Regions from separate parts of the Homo sapiens genome. Here region 2 is linked to region 1. Evidence: chromatin loops called from intact Hi-C (ENCODE). Cell type or tissue: thyroid gland. All regions are shown on one strand. Links, peaks and the distances in the headings refer to the core of each region. The heading gives the core; the rest is flanking DNA.

Evidence for each region. Peaks named below come from ENCODE experiments on the same cell type or tissue, not always from the same donor. Only the 100,000 strongest peaks of a DNase experiment are listed, where the experiment ranks them.
Region 2: it touches region 1 in a loop (2.2-fold over the local background); 4 of 110 quality-filtered maps call a loop at or near these places.

Annotation. Positions count from the first base shown.
Region 1 is chr6:134,196,857-134,203,774 of GRCh38, reverse strand. The region is part of intron 3 of SGK1 (serum/glucocorticoid regulated kinase 1); the gene reads left to right. Among named protein-coding and RNA genes, the nearest start is that of SGK1, 120 kb to the left of the region's middle. In thyroid gland, for the core only: no CTCF peak of the experiment used is centred there; a DNase peak (open chromatin) is centred at 3,644; H3K27ac peaks cover 2,555 bases.
Region 2 is chr6:134,249,547-134,256,464 of GRCh38, reverse strand. The region is part of intron 2 of SGK1 (serum/glucocorticoid regulated kinase 1); the gene reads left to right. Among named protein-coding and RNA genes, the nearest start is that of SGK1, 65 kb to the left of the region's middle. In thyroid gland, for the core only: no CTCF peak of the experiment used is centred there; a DNase peak (open chromatin) is centred at 2,504; H3K27ac peaks cover 1,467 bases.

The sequences.
Region 1 (6,918 bases), core at 1,403-5,402:
CATCTTTATGATTATTATTATTTCCTAATGAACTGATCATTTTATCATTAGGAAATTTCCTTCTTTATCTCTGGTAAAAGTCTTTGTTTTAAGTCTATTTCTTCTGATAGATACAGCCAGTCCAATCTTCTAAAGCCTACTTTTCACATGGCATATTTTTCTTTCCATTTTCTTTCAACCTGTGTCTTATAGTTAAGGTGCTTATCTTATAGACATCATGTGGTTAGATTTTCCTCTTAAAATCCTATCTAATGATCTCTGTTTTTTTTACTTGTGATGTTTAGCCCCTTTATACTTAATGTAATGACACAGTTAGATTTAACTTTACTGTTTTGCTATTTGTTTTCTATATGTCCCTTCTCTTCTTTGTTTGCTTATTCTTCCTTTCCTGACTTCTCTAGGATTATTTGAATAGGTTTTAGAATTTAATATTAATTTACCTGTTGACTTTCTAGTTATCCTCTTTGCATCACATTTTCAGTGGTGCTCTGAAGATTACAATAAATGACTTTATTTTTATTTTTATTTTTTTGAGACAGAGTCTCACTCTGTTGCCCAGGCTGGGGTGCAGTGGCACAATCTTGGCTCTCTGTGACCTCCACCTTCTGGGTTCAAGTAATTCTCCTGTCTCAGCCTCCCAGGTAGTGGGATTACAGGCACGTGCCACCACGCCTGGCTAATTTTTGTATTTTTAGTAGAGACGGGGTTTCAGTATGTTGGCCAGGCTGGCCTCGATCTCTTGACCTCAAGTGATCTGCCCACCTCGGCCTCCCAAAGAGCTGGCATTACAGGCATGAGCCACTGTACCCAGCTGAGAATAAATGACTTTAAATTTTCATAGACCATCGTCAAAATTTGCAAACAATGTAGGTGCATCTACCCCACTCTACCCTCATCTTTTATATTATAGCTGTCATATGTATTATCTATATATGTACTAAACCCTACAGTACAGTGCATTTTTTAAAAAATAAGGGGAAAATTATCTTTTGTTTTTATCCAGATATTTGCCATTTCTGATGTTCTTCATTTCTTCCTGAAAATCTGTTTCTCTCTGGTATCATTTCCCTTTAGCCTGGAAATTTTCCTTTAGGATTTCTTTTTTTTCATGTTTTTATTATTTTTTTGAGATAGAATCTTGCTCTGCCACCCAGGCTGCAGTGCAGTGGCGAGACCTCAGCTCACTGCAACTTCCACCTCCCGGGTATAAGCAATTCTCCTGTCTCCTGTCTCAGCCTCCCAAGTAGCTGGGATTACAGGTGCATGCCACCATGCCTGGCTAATTGTATTTTTAATAGAGACAGGGTTTCACCATGTTGGCCAGGCTGGTCTTGAACTCCTGACCTCAAGTGATCCACTCACCTCAGCCTCCCAAAGTGCTGGGATTACAGGAGTGAGCCACCGCGCCTGGCCAGGATTTCTTATAAGTCTTCTGGCAGTGAAATATCTTAGTTTTCTTTTATCTACATGATATGTCTTTATAAATGGAAATACCTTTATTTCATTCTTGAAGGATATTTTTGCTAGATATGGAATTCTGCGTGGCTACTTTGTTTTTCTTTCTTTCATAACTTTAAAGATATTGGTTCTTGTCTTCTGGCCTGTAGAGTTTCTGATGAGAAGTCAACAATGTTTACATTATTGCTATGCTGAATGTAACGTGTAGTCTTTTACTGGCTGCTGTAATTTTATTTTTATTTTTATTTTTATTTTTTATCAGTTTGACTATGATGTGCCTAGAGTAGAATCTATATTCTTTAAGATGTAGATCTCTCAGGTTTAGGAAGTTAAATATTCTTCTAGTTCGCTAGTAGTTTTCTCACAGTTTGAAACTAGGTGACGCAATTGTTTCTCCCGTGGTTTCTACACTGCAGCATGCCCTTTCTTCTCCAGCACATCAGCACTTGGAAACTCTTTCTAACTGCCTTGAATTCTGATAAGTGCAAACACAAGCTTGAGCAGCTCCATAGCCATCCATCCACAACACCAAATCTTATGAGCCTGTAAATGGATTCTTTACAAAGGCCATGTTCTAGTCATGGTTGCAGTACGAGTTTTATTACTGTAACTTTTACAAATTCCTGAAATGATTTTAATAATACAAGAAATAATAGGTCGGGTGTGGTGGCTCACACCTGTAATCCCAGCACTTTGGGAGGCTGAGGCAGGTGGATCACCTGAGATCAGGAGTTCAAGACCAGCCTGGCCAACATGGTGAAACCCCGTCTCTACTAAAAATACAAAAATTAGCTAGGCCTGGTGGTGTCTGCCTGTAATCCCAGCTACTCAGGAGGCTGAGGCAGAAGAATTGCTTGAACCCAGGAGGCAGAGGTTGCAATGAGCCGAGATTGGGCCACTGTACTCCAGCCTGGGCAACAGAGCGAGACTCTATCTCCAAAAAAGAAAAAGAAATAAGGCTGGGTGTGGTGGCTCACGCCTGTAATCCCAGCACCTTGGGAGGCCGAGACGGGCGGATCATGAGGTCAGGAGATGGAGACCATCCTGGCTAACACGGTGAAACCCTGTCTCTACTAAAAATACAAAAAATTAGCTGGGCATGGTGACGGGCACCTGTAGTCCCAGTTATGCAGGAGGCTGAGGCAGGAGAATGGCGTGAACCCAGGAGGCAGAGGTTGCAGTGAGCTGAGATCGCGCCACTGCACTCCAGCCTGGGGGACAGAGTGAGACTCCATCTCAAAAAAAAAAAAAGAAGAAAAGAAAAAGAAATAATACAAAAAATGACAATGTTTTTGTCATTTTTTATGGAAAATATATTCCAGTGAATGGAGTATTTTCATTCAAAATCAGTCATCATCAGAGAGTATTTTATTTATTTAATGTAGTGTGTAATCTGTTTTTTGTTTTGTTTTTGAGACAAGGTCTCACTCTGTCACCCAGGCTGGAGTGCAGTGGCATGATCTCAGCTCACTGTAGCCTCAGCCTACTGGGCTCAAGCGATCCTCCTGCCTCAGCCCCACAAGAAGCTGGGACTATAAGCACATGCCACCACACCCAGCTAATTTCTTGTATTCTTGTAGAGACGGGGTTTCTCCATGTTGCCCAGGCTGGTCTTGAACTCCTGAGCCCAAGTGATCCACCTGCCTTGGCCTCCCAAAGTGCTTGGATTACAGGTGTGAGCCAGCATCTGGCCTGATACACAGTTTAAATAGAGTTAAATATTAGGGGTAGTTAGTCCACATTGCTTGATAGAAATAGAAGTTAAATAAAAACATGATTTTGTGAAGAATTAAGGAATTATTCAAGGTAGTTTCATTACGTGAAATCTGGTAGAATTGCCTAGATTTTGACATTCACTCTTTTTGTGTGAGTGCCAGACGACAGGACTAGCGTGCTCAGTTGCTATGTGTAGATAGATACTGGTATACAGTTGGAAAAACAAAAGTCATTTTTTAAGTCTTTCTTTTTTATCATTATAACATAAAAGTGGCATATGCTCATCATAGGGAAAAAATGAAAAATAGAGAAAGGAAGAAAATTGATCACCCGTCATCTTACTGCTCACACTTTTGTTCACAGGGCTTAGAATTTCTCATGCATTCCCAGCATTTGTTCAGACAGTAAGCAAACAGGCTGCACAAGTTTAGGTTCTTTCCTGTTATCTTTGTTTTTAGCCTTTGAAACCTGAGTTGTTTGTTTTTGTACACCTTTGTTTTTCAATCGCTGGTCCTGCAGTGGCCTATAATTTCCTCTTGAATGAGAATTTCAAGGTAGAATGAGTTTCTTCATACTTTCAAAATGTGTGTTTTTCCCCAGTACTATTATTGGCAACACAGATAATGTTCTTTGCTTAGAGAAAACCAGATAATGAAGTGGTTAAACAACAAGATTGATTTGCAAGCCATTATTTTAGCTAGACACTGGTTTTGCCAGGTAAGAAACATAATTCTTTGATGTTCCCCTGGCCTTTTACTTGATGTCCCTTTTTAACAAGACAATTCTACCACTGGGGTTTTTTAAATGTCTAGATTTCTTTCAAACAAAAATTAAAGAGCAAGAATCATTACTGTATAAATTTTTCCCAGAGGAGAAAATTTAATTTTTCCTTATATTTCCAGGATTATGCGTTGTTCATATATATATATATTTTTTTCTACATTTATTTTTCTTTCTTTTTTTAACTTTTGTTTTAGGTTTGGTGGTACATTTGAAGGTTTGTACATAAGTAAACTCTCTTTCTTTTTTTTTTTTTTTTTTTGAGAGAGAGTCTTGCCCTGTCGCCCAGTCTGGAGTGCAGTGACGCAATCTCAGCTCACTGCAACCTCCGCCTTTCAGGTTCAAGCCATTCTTCTGTCTCAGCCTCCTGAGTAGCTGGGATTACAGGCACCCGCCACCACGCCTGGCTAATTTTTGTATTTTTAGTAGAGATCCGGTTTCACCATGTTGGCCAGACTGGCCTAGAACTCCTGAGCTCAAGTGATCTGCCTGCCTTGGCCTCCCAAAGTGCTGAGATTACAGGCGTGAGCCACCATGCCGGGCCAGCATAGGTAAGCTCTTGTCACAGGGGTTTGTTGTGCAGACTGTTTCATCACCCAGGTATTAAGTCCATTATCCAATAGTTATCTTTTCTGCTCCTCTTCACCCTCCCATCCTCTATCATCAAGTAAACCATAGTGTCTGTTGTTTCCGTCTTTGTGTTTCTAAGTTCTCATCATTTAGCTCCTATATGTTTTCTCATAGTTCATCACATTAAAAAAATCAGCTCAAGCTGGGTGTGGTGGCTTGCACGTATGGTCCCAGCTACTAAGGAAGATGAGGCAGAAGGATGGCTTGAGCCCAAGAGTTGGAGGCTGCGGTGAGCCATGATCATGCCATTGCACTCCAGCCTGGGTGACGGAGCGACACCTTGTCTTCAAAATAAGTAAATACAAGAATAAATAAATAAATAAAAATTAGCTCAAATTTCTGGGGACTTAGGAATCACTACTGGTAGCTCATGCCTATAATTCCAGCTACTCAGGAGGCTGAGGCAGGAGGATCACTTGAGGCCAGGAGTAAGACCCTGTTTTCAAAAAAAAAAAAAAAAAAAATAGAAAAAGAGAAAAAGAAGAAAAAAAATCACTATAAAGTGGTATATCCATATTTACTCAGGAGCAGTAATAGTTTATGTACCAAATGTAGAAATAAAATGATTCATAATTTGAAAACATATGGACTACAGAAATATTTTAGTATTTCAGAGAATATATAAAATGATATCATTGGATTAATACAAGCAGAGGAAGGACTTCAGTACATGAATTTTTTAAAGTAAAGAAAACAATTTCTAGATTTTTTCTCTTGAAAAGCAAAATACTCATATTTATAGCTAGAAAACAATTGCTTGTCTGCCGAAGTATGGCATTATCTAACAAAAGAGAAAAATGTGATAAAAGTTAAACATCATCTGCTTACACAAGAATTTTCCATCTGATACATGTTGGCCAGTATATTCATGGTAGACTTTGCCTCCTGATATTACAGATAAATTATCTAGTAAAAATCTGTGGACACATGAAAATCCTGTGGGTTGACTAACCTTGTTTACTCAGGTCATAACTACAAAGCGGTAGCTATCTCAGTAATAAAATCGTCTTACACACAGTGAAGAATTCCAAAGTCTCATAGTGTCATCAGTGGGAGCAGAGATGAAGCTAGGATTTGAAAAGAACAAGGACACAGTCATAAGAACCTAAATTATCCTTTGGCCTATATCTTGTATACCCTCCACCTCATTAAACAAAAATTCTGTGCAAAGATTGGCTTCCCTAGAGGCCACTTATGTTTCTTGTGGATGTTCACCCATAAATTTGGTCCCCCTGTTAACTGACATTTGGACTATTTTTGCTATTTTATTTTATTTTATTTTATTTTATATTTTATTTTATTTTATTTTATATTTTATTTTATTTTAATTTAATTTTATTTTATTTTATTTTATTTTATTCTTTGAGATGGAGTCTTGCTTTGTCGCCCAGGCAGTGCTCTCAGTGGCGCGATCTCAGTTCACTGCAACCTCCACCTCCCGGGTTCAAGTGATTCTCCTGCCTCTGCCTCCCAAGTAGCTGATATTACGGGCATCCGCCACCATGCCTGGCTAATTTTTGTATTTTTAGTAGAGATTAAGTTTCACCATGTTGGCCAGGCTGGTCTCAAACTCCTGACCTCAAGTGATCCACTGGCTTCAGCCTCCCAAAGTGCTGGGATTACAGGTGTGAACCACCACGCCCGGCCTACTTTTGCTTTTTATGTGTTGAAGCTTGATAAATAATGACCTCAACATAACAATAGCTGCTGATATTCTTGACCTATTAACTGAACTACAGATGGCTGGTCATAACTTTTTATGCCATCAAATGAAGGGCCCCCTTAAGACAATAAAAACATAACACCTTTGGGTAGACAGAAATGAGAAAAAAAATGTACAGACAAGTAGTACCACATCTCAAGTTAGAGTCTCCAACTTGCCAGCTATCTTCCACTACTCCCCAAAATAATTTCCTGTACATTAGGGTTTTTGTTGCTGTTGCTGTTGTTGGTTGTTTGAGACAGGGTCTTATTTTGTCACCCAGGCTGGAGTGCGGTAGTGCGATCACGGCTTACTGTGGCCTTGACCTCCCAGGTTCAAGCGATCCTCTTATCTCAGCCCCCCAAGTAGCTGGGACTACAGGCATAAGCTACCACGCCCAGCTAATTTTTTTGTTTTTTGTAGAGATGGGGTTTCACCATGTTGTCCAGGCTGGTCCCAAACTCCTAAGCTCAAGTGATCTGTCCGCCTCAGCCTCCTGAAGTGCTGGGATTATAGGCGTGAGTCACTGCACCCAGCCTTATACATTCAGTTTTTAACAAACTTTCTTGTCCATGGTATATGCACAATCAAATGTGTTGAAAAAATGAATACAATTAACACTGCCCAAAATT
Region 2 (6,918 bases), core at 907-4,906, 53 kb before region 1:
ACATAGGATCGTATCAAGATGGCAGCCTGACCATGTAATGTCATCTCTACTTTCTGCCTTAAATGACACACACACACATACACACACACACACAGACACACACACACTTTAGCTTATAATTGTGCTAGAAGACAAAGTATACCATTGTGTAGATAAGGGATAATTAAGTATCTCTGAAAAAGAGAAGGCAGGTAGGATGATAAGTTTGATGTGGAAACCATAGTCCAAAATGATCACAGCAAAAGCTGGGGACATTGTAAACTATGTTTGTAAAAGGATCTGGCAATTTGGAAAATAATAATGTTCCAGATAAAGTCTAATACAAGGAAAGTAGTTTTAGCAATATAAATATCGACAAAATACAAAAAAAAAAAAAGGAAAAAGGACCAAAGAGGAATATTTCATGTTGAAGAAAAATATCTACCAAGAAGATAAAACATTCACAAATCTTCATGCACTTAACATAACATGGAAATATTTAAAGAAATAACTAACAAATAGAAAGAAAAATGGGCAAATTCTGTCAGAGAGGGACATTTTTCTCATACTTCCTAGTAATAGCCAACTCAAGAAGACTGAAGGCAGGGCACAGTGGCTCACGCCTGTAATCCCAGCACTTTTGGAGGTCGAGGAGGGCAGATCACCTGAGGTCAGGAGTTCAAGACCAGCCCGGTCAACATGGTGAAACCCTGTCTCTACTAAAAATACAAAAATTAGCCAGGTGTGGTGGCGGGCGCCTGTAATCCCAGCTACTTGGAAGACTGAGGCAGGAGAATCGCTTGAACCTGGGAGGTGGTGGAGGTTGTAGTGACCCAGGATCATGCCATTGTACTCCAGCCTAGGTGACAAGAGCGAGGCTCCATCTCAAAAAAAAAAAAAAAAAAAAAAAATCAAAATCTCTTGCCTTTGTTTGTTTTTGAGACAGAGTCTCACTCTGTCACCCAGGCTAGAGTGCAGTGACGTGATGTTGGCTCACTGCAACTTGAACTCCTGGCCTCAAGTGATCCACCCACCTCAGCCTCCCAAAGTGCTGGGATTATAGGCATGAACCACTGAGCCCAGCTGGGAATCTCTTACCTTTTAATTTAGCAAATCCATGTCTCCACATCTACCCCAGATAATTACTTGCTTATGTGATAACTGAGATAGGTACAGTAATATCCATTGCAATGTTGGAAATGGTGAAAAAATGGAAACATCAGGAGATAACAAAATTATAAACTTGTAGAGCATTATTAATTATGACATATCCATACCATAGAACACTATACAGTGATTAAAAACAAAGAGATTTGTAGCCGGGCACGGTGGCTCACGCCTGTAATCCCAGCACTTTGGGAGGCCGAGGCAGGTGGATCACCTAAGGTCAGAGTTTGAGACCAGCCTGGCCAACATGGTGAAACCCTGTCTCTACTAAAAATACAAAAAATTAGCCAGGCGTGGTGGCGCATGCCTGCAATCTCAGCTACTCGGGAGGTTGAGGCTGGAGAATTGCTTGAACCCGGGAGGCGGAGGTTGCAGTGAGCCGAGATGGCGCCACTGCACTCTAACCTGGGCAACAAGAGCAAAACTCTGTCTCAAAAAAGAAAAAAAAAATGAGATTTGTATATATTGACATATCCCATGGTATATTATGCTAGAAAAGCAAGTTGAAGATGAACATGTATATACCATTATCACATTTTTTAAACTTTGTATTTCTTTCTTCTTGTCTGTATATATGTGTGTTTATCTATGAGTGTGAGTATATATGTGTGGGTAAATGTAAATTAAAAGACGTGGAAGTATGTATATCAAATGACAATGGTGATTACCACCTTCCAGGGATTAGAACTGGCCAGTGATTAGGTGGAGGAGATGAGTCAAGGAGGACATTAGCTTTCTTTATATCGTTTAAATGTTTCAATCCCATATTAATCTATTACTTGTGCGTTTGGGGAAAACACCATACTCACCAGGAGCCTCACTCGTAGAAAGTGAACAGGTACAACTCCACCCTATTGATAGGAAGCCAGGCAGCATCACAAATATGATTTTGCACCATGAGACCATTCCATTGCTACAAATAAAGGCACTTGGAGGAAAATGGAAAACACAATATTTATGCTCCCACAGCACTTTGTACTTCTGCCTGTCAATCAGTTTGCTCTGCCCTGTGTGATATGTGTGTGCGTGTCCATGTATTCTCTAAGCTCCTTGCAGTTGTGAATCGAATGTGTTCATTTTCTTATCTCCTCCCGGGACCTTGCATACATGTGCTAAAGTTAGTGTGCTCTTTTTTCTTTTTGCCTTTATTAGCTAAAATTGATACTTTGTTGATGCATTTTTTTTTTTTTGAAAAAAAAAAAAAGGAGAGACTAGGACAGAAAAGGAGAGACTAGGACAGAAAACTCTGTAGCCCATGCTGGCTGTAAATCACGCACATTCCAGAGGCGCTGCATGCCAGGGACTGATTCTCATTAAGTTTGCCCTCTCATATGGGATACATTTGGCTGAGCAAGGATTTCCTCAGAGTCCGCTGTCCGTCTTTCAATTGAAGGCAGCTTGAAAGGTGCTTAGTCAGCGACCAAATGCTGAAGCCAAGGCACTGTGTGCTGTTTTAAAGGCCTAGTGAAGCCAGAGTCCTCTGGAAGGATCCATGCGATTTGAAGTTATTAGCCACGGTGCTGCAAACAGAAGAATTAACACTGAGTTGTTGACATAATTAAATATAAGGTTACTGCCTCTTCTTCCTCCTTTACAAAGGAGGAAGACAATAAATTACAAAGACAATAATAGAGGGGCACTGTAGAAAAAAATTTTTTATTTTTTTGAGACAAGGTCTCACTCTGTTGCCCAGGCTGGAGTGCAGTGGCACAATCAGGGCTCACTGCAGCCTCGATTTCCTGGGCTCAAGCAATCCTCAGCCCTCCAAGTAGCTGGGACTACAGGCTTTCACCACCATGCCCAGCTAATTGTTTTTTTTCTTTTTTAAATTTTAGTAGAGACAAGGTCTCGCTGTTGCTCAGTCTGGTTTCGAACTCCTGAGCTCAGCTGGGCGCGGTGGCTCATGTCTGTAATCCCAGCTCTCAGGGAGGCAAGAGGCGAGACGATAGCTTGAGCCCAGGAGTTCGAGACCTGCCTGGGCAATATAGCGAGACCCCGTTCTCCACAAAAAGAAAAAAAAAAAAAGAAAAACAAAAGACGAACTCCTGAGCTCAAGTGATGCTCTGCTTCAGCCTAGAAAGCACTTTTAATTAAGCTGGCTTCATACAATTCTGGGATGGATTCTGACCCATGTCTCTTGTTCAGCATTTCAAATGTCTTACTCCATCTGTTAGGCTCAAGAAGGTGTGTTGTTACTTTTATATTTCTTCTCAAAATTGTTGAGCTGTCCCTTTGAAGCCCAGAAGGCTTGGAAGTAAAATGATCAGCTAGGAATAGTTTCCATACTGACATACTTTTATATTGTCTTGAGTTTTTCTGATCTTTCTTAAAAAGATGCTATAAAAAATATACTTAAATCAGCCAGATGGCTTTATAGATTTCTGGTTTCTTTTAATTTATATCAAAAAAAATTTTATATAGGCTTATGGGGATTAAAATAACAGTACTTCAAATTGCTCATTTCTCCCAGTTTTTTGCTCTTGGCATGATGTATTATGGTCTCTGGAGAGAGGTGTCTGGTGATTCCTAAGCTTATCACCCACAATAGTCCTTATTTTTCACTAAATTTTCAACCATGTTATCCTTGAGAAAGCACGTAAAACAAATGATCAGACTAAATAAACTTAGATGAATTATTTCTATGTAGATTTAAATTACCTTACAATCCTGTCTGCGGCTTTTTTTTTTTTTTTTTTTTTTTTGAGGTGGAATCTCACTCTGTTGCCCAGGCTGGAGAGCAGTGGCGCAATCAATTTTTTTTTAAATCTGAGTCTCGGTTGTTAAATTTACAAAAATGAACCAGATTTGTTTCTTGTGCTAACAGAGAGAGAATGTCTACGTTAGCTGAAAGCTAAAATCAGCACACTCTCCCAAAAAGATCCTGATCAAGCCCTTGTTCCCAAGAGAAGAATTTCATGTGAAAGAGTTCGATTATAACTGGCTTACTGTCTGTGCAACGCGCACATTGTGTGAGCAGCCAGAGAGCCTGATAACCAGGAAGCTAAATCCTTCTCCTCCAGGAGTACTTCCATGTTTCCAATCCTGTTTCCTGGGGCTCCTAGAGCCAGGAGGTCACCCCTGTTCGAGTCACTGCTGACCTCTCTTCCAGGGGTGAGGATCAAGAATCTAAAGATTTATATCTCAGGATTTAGAGTGTGGAAAGAGATAGCATGGACTCCCTTTCTCTTCTCTAAGAATCAACCAAACAATAGCTTTACCTATCACGAAGTACATAGTTCTGCTGTATTTAGAAACATAATTTAGCTGGGCATGGTGGCTCACGCCTGTTATCGCAACACTTTGGGAGACAGAGGTGGGAGGATCGCTTGAGCCCAGAAGTTCAAGACCAGCCTGGGTCACGTAGAAAGACTCCCATCACTACAGAAAATTTTAAAAATTAGCCAGGCGTGATGGCACCCACCTGTAGTCCCAGCTACTCGGGAGGCTGAGATGGAAGGATTGCTTGAGCCTGGGAGATTGAGGATGCAGTGAACAATGATTGCACCACTGCACTCCAGCCTGGGTGACAGAGTAAAACCTCATCTCTAAATAAATAAATTTTAAACAGAGAGACACAATTCAAGTCACAAAAATTAAGTTTCAGGGTCAGGACTTGTGGGTAAAGCAAGTTTCTGGCTGCACTCGTAGCTCACTTGATTTTTATTTCATAAGCTCTCCAGGGAATCATAGCCCACCAGTGTGCCGCGTTCCCAGTGATGAGTCTGGAAGGGAATAAGGGACTTCATCCAGGCTATTTAGGACATAAAATATTCTAGGAAAACTACTCCCTGTCCTCTCCTGGAAATCTCTAGCCAGCAGTTACACTTACCCTTGGGGTTGAGCATATTTTGTTGGCTTTTGTTGTATGTAACCAAATCTTTCCTGCTTCTAATTAAATTTATTCCTTTAGTAAAATCCTTCCCAGAAACCATATGGCTATTTTCCACTAAAATAATATCCTGTTTTAGTAGTTTTGAGACTTTTAAAATTTTAAAAGAAGACTTTGTATGAACTACTAAAAATCTATAAGCAGGAACAAAATTTAAGGGATAAGCAAAGTTTAACTGCATGCCAATTCATTTTTTTTGCAGTTATTTCTCTTTTTCCTCAAAGTTTATCATTATACATATATTTTTCTTGGGTTGTTAATTGAAATGATAGAATTTAATTTACCAAGTAACATCCCTGTAGTGAAAACTACTCTACAAAGAACAAATTAAACAAAAATATGAAGATTCTAAGGGCTGGGTGCAATGGCTCACACCTGTAATCCCAGAACTTTGGGAGCCCAAGGCAGGATGATTGCTTGAGCCCAGGAACCCAAAACTAGCCTGGGCAACATAGTGAGACCCTGTCTCTACAAAAAATACGATGAAATAAATTAGCCGTGTATAGTAGTGCACACCTATAGTCCCAGCTACCTGAGAGGCTGAGGCAGGACAGCTTGAGCCCAGGAGGTCAAGTCTGCAGTGAGCCATGATCTTGCCACTGCACTGCAGCCTGAACAACAGAGTGAGACCCTGTTTCAAACAAAAATGTTTAAGGGTTAAAAAAAATGGGGGAAAGATTTAGTGATAATTTCTTAAAACCATATAATTTAATCCTAAAGTTTACCTTTGGGGACCTGAAAAGACTCTTCTTACAAATCTTCTACAGAAAAGGGAAATACAAACCATTAATATCACCTTGATATTTCTTATTCACATATAGTAAATTGCTTCTGGTTCATTCTACTTACACAAAGAGCCTTGGATAAACACCTAAATGTGCTGAGACACACATTTGTCCATAGTGTTCAGGATAAATAAATCTTTCTATTTTTACTTGTCATTGATGTTAGATCCCCTTGTCTTTTTGACCTAGTAAATAAATCAAACTATTTTTAGGCAAGATTCAAGCAAAACTCAATTTGTGTGACATCATCTCTTGAAAAAATCATCACAATCAACTGAAATGCACTGGTATTATATAAGTGACTCAGCTCTGTTCCGTAAGAAAACCACGCTTTTCTTATCGACCTTGAGTAGCAGACAGTGATATAAGAGCATATTAAAATCCTCTTTAAGGTCAAGCCAAATTCCACAGCTTGCTATCTATCATTTTAGTTTGCTTTTCCAATGTTCATTGGCCTTGAGAGTTGTAAATACACAAGTCTGTCCTCGATTCACTTTTCTCTTTTACTCTAGTGAGTATTTCCTGTTGTTTTCCTTTTGACTTGATTTTAAAATGACCATTTCAGGGGATTCATCTAGATTTCTATGTGAGAAAAAAAATTCAGGAACTTGGCATCTCTGGCTGGGTTTGATGAGTAGCAGATAGGTAGCTCTCTAGTTAAGTAACGTGGGGAGCAGAGGTTATAGGTCTTTGTAGATTAGAAAACGTTAAATGCATTAACTTGGTGGTAACAAAAAAGAAAGAAAGAAATTGATGACCATTACGGTTCTCTTCTTGGCTTAGAATTGCATGTATCAGCAGCCCTGAGTTATTTTTAAAACAAGCAAATCTGACACCAGCATGAAAGCAGACCTTTCAGGTAGTGACCACCTATGTAACAGGGTTACGGATACCAGAATGCTGAATCCTCTCCCAGCACACAGCAAAGCCTTGGTTTATTCTCTCAGCTGGTGTTTATTGAGAGTTTCTATCATAAGCTTGGCAGTAAGCACCCTAGGCTGTGTTTCCAGGACAGGGGGAAAATCCAAGCAACCACGCAGTTACAACACACTGTGACAAGTGCTAGAAGAGGGGGAGATAGAGACTACACATAAGAGG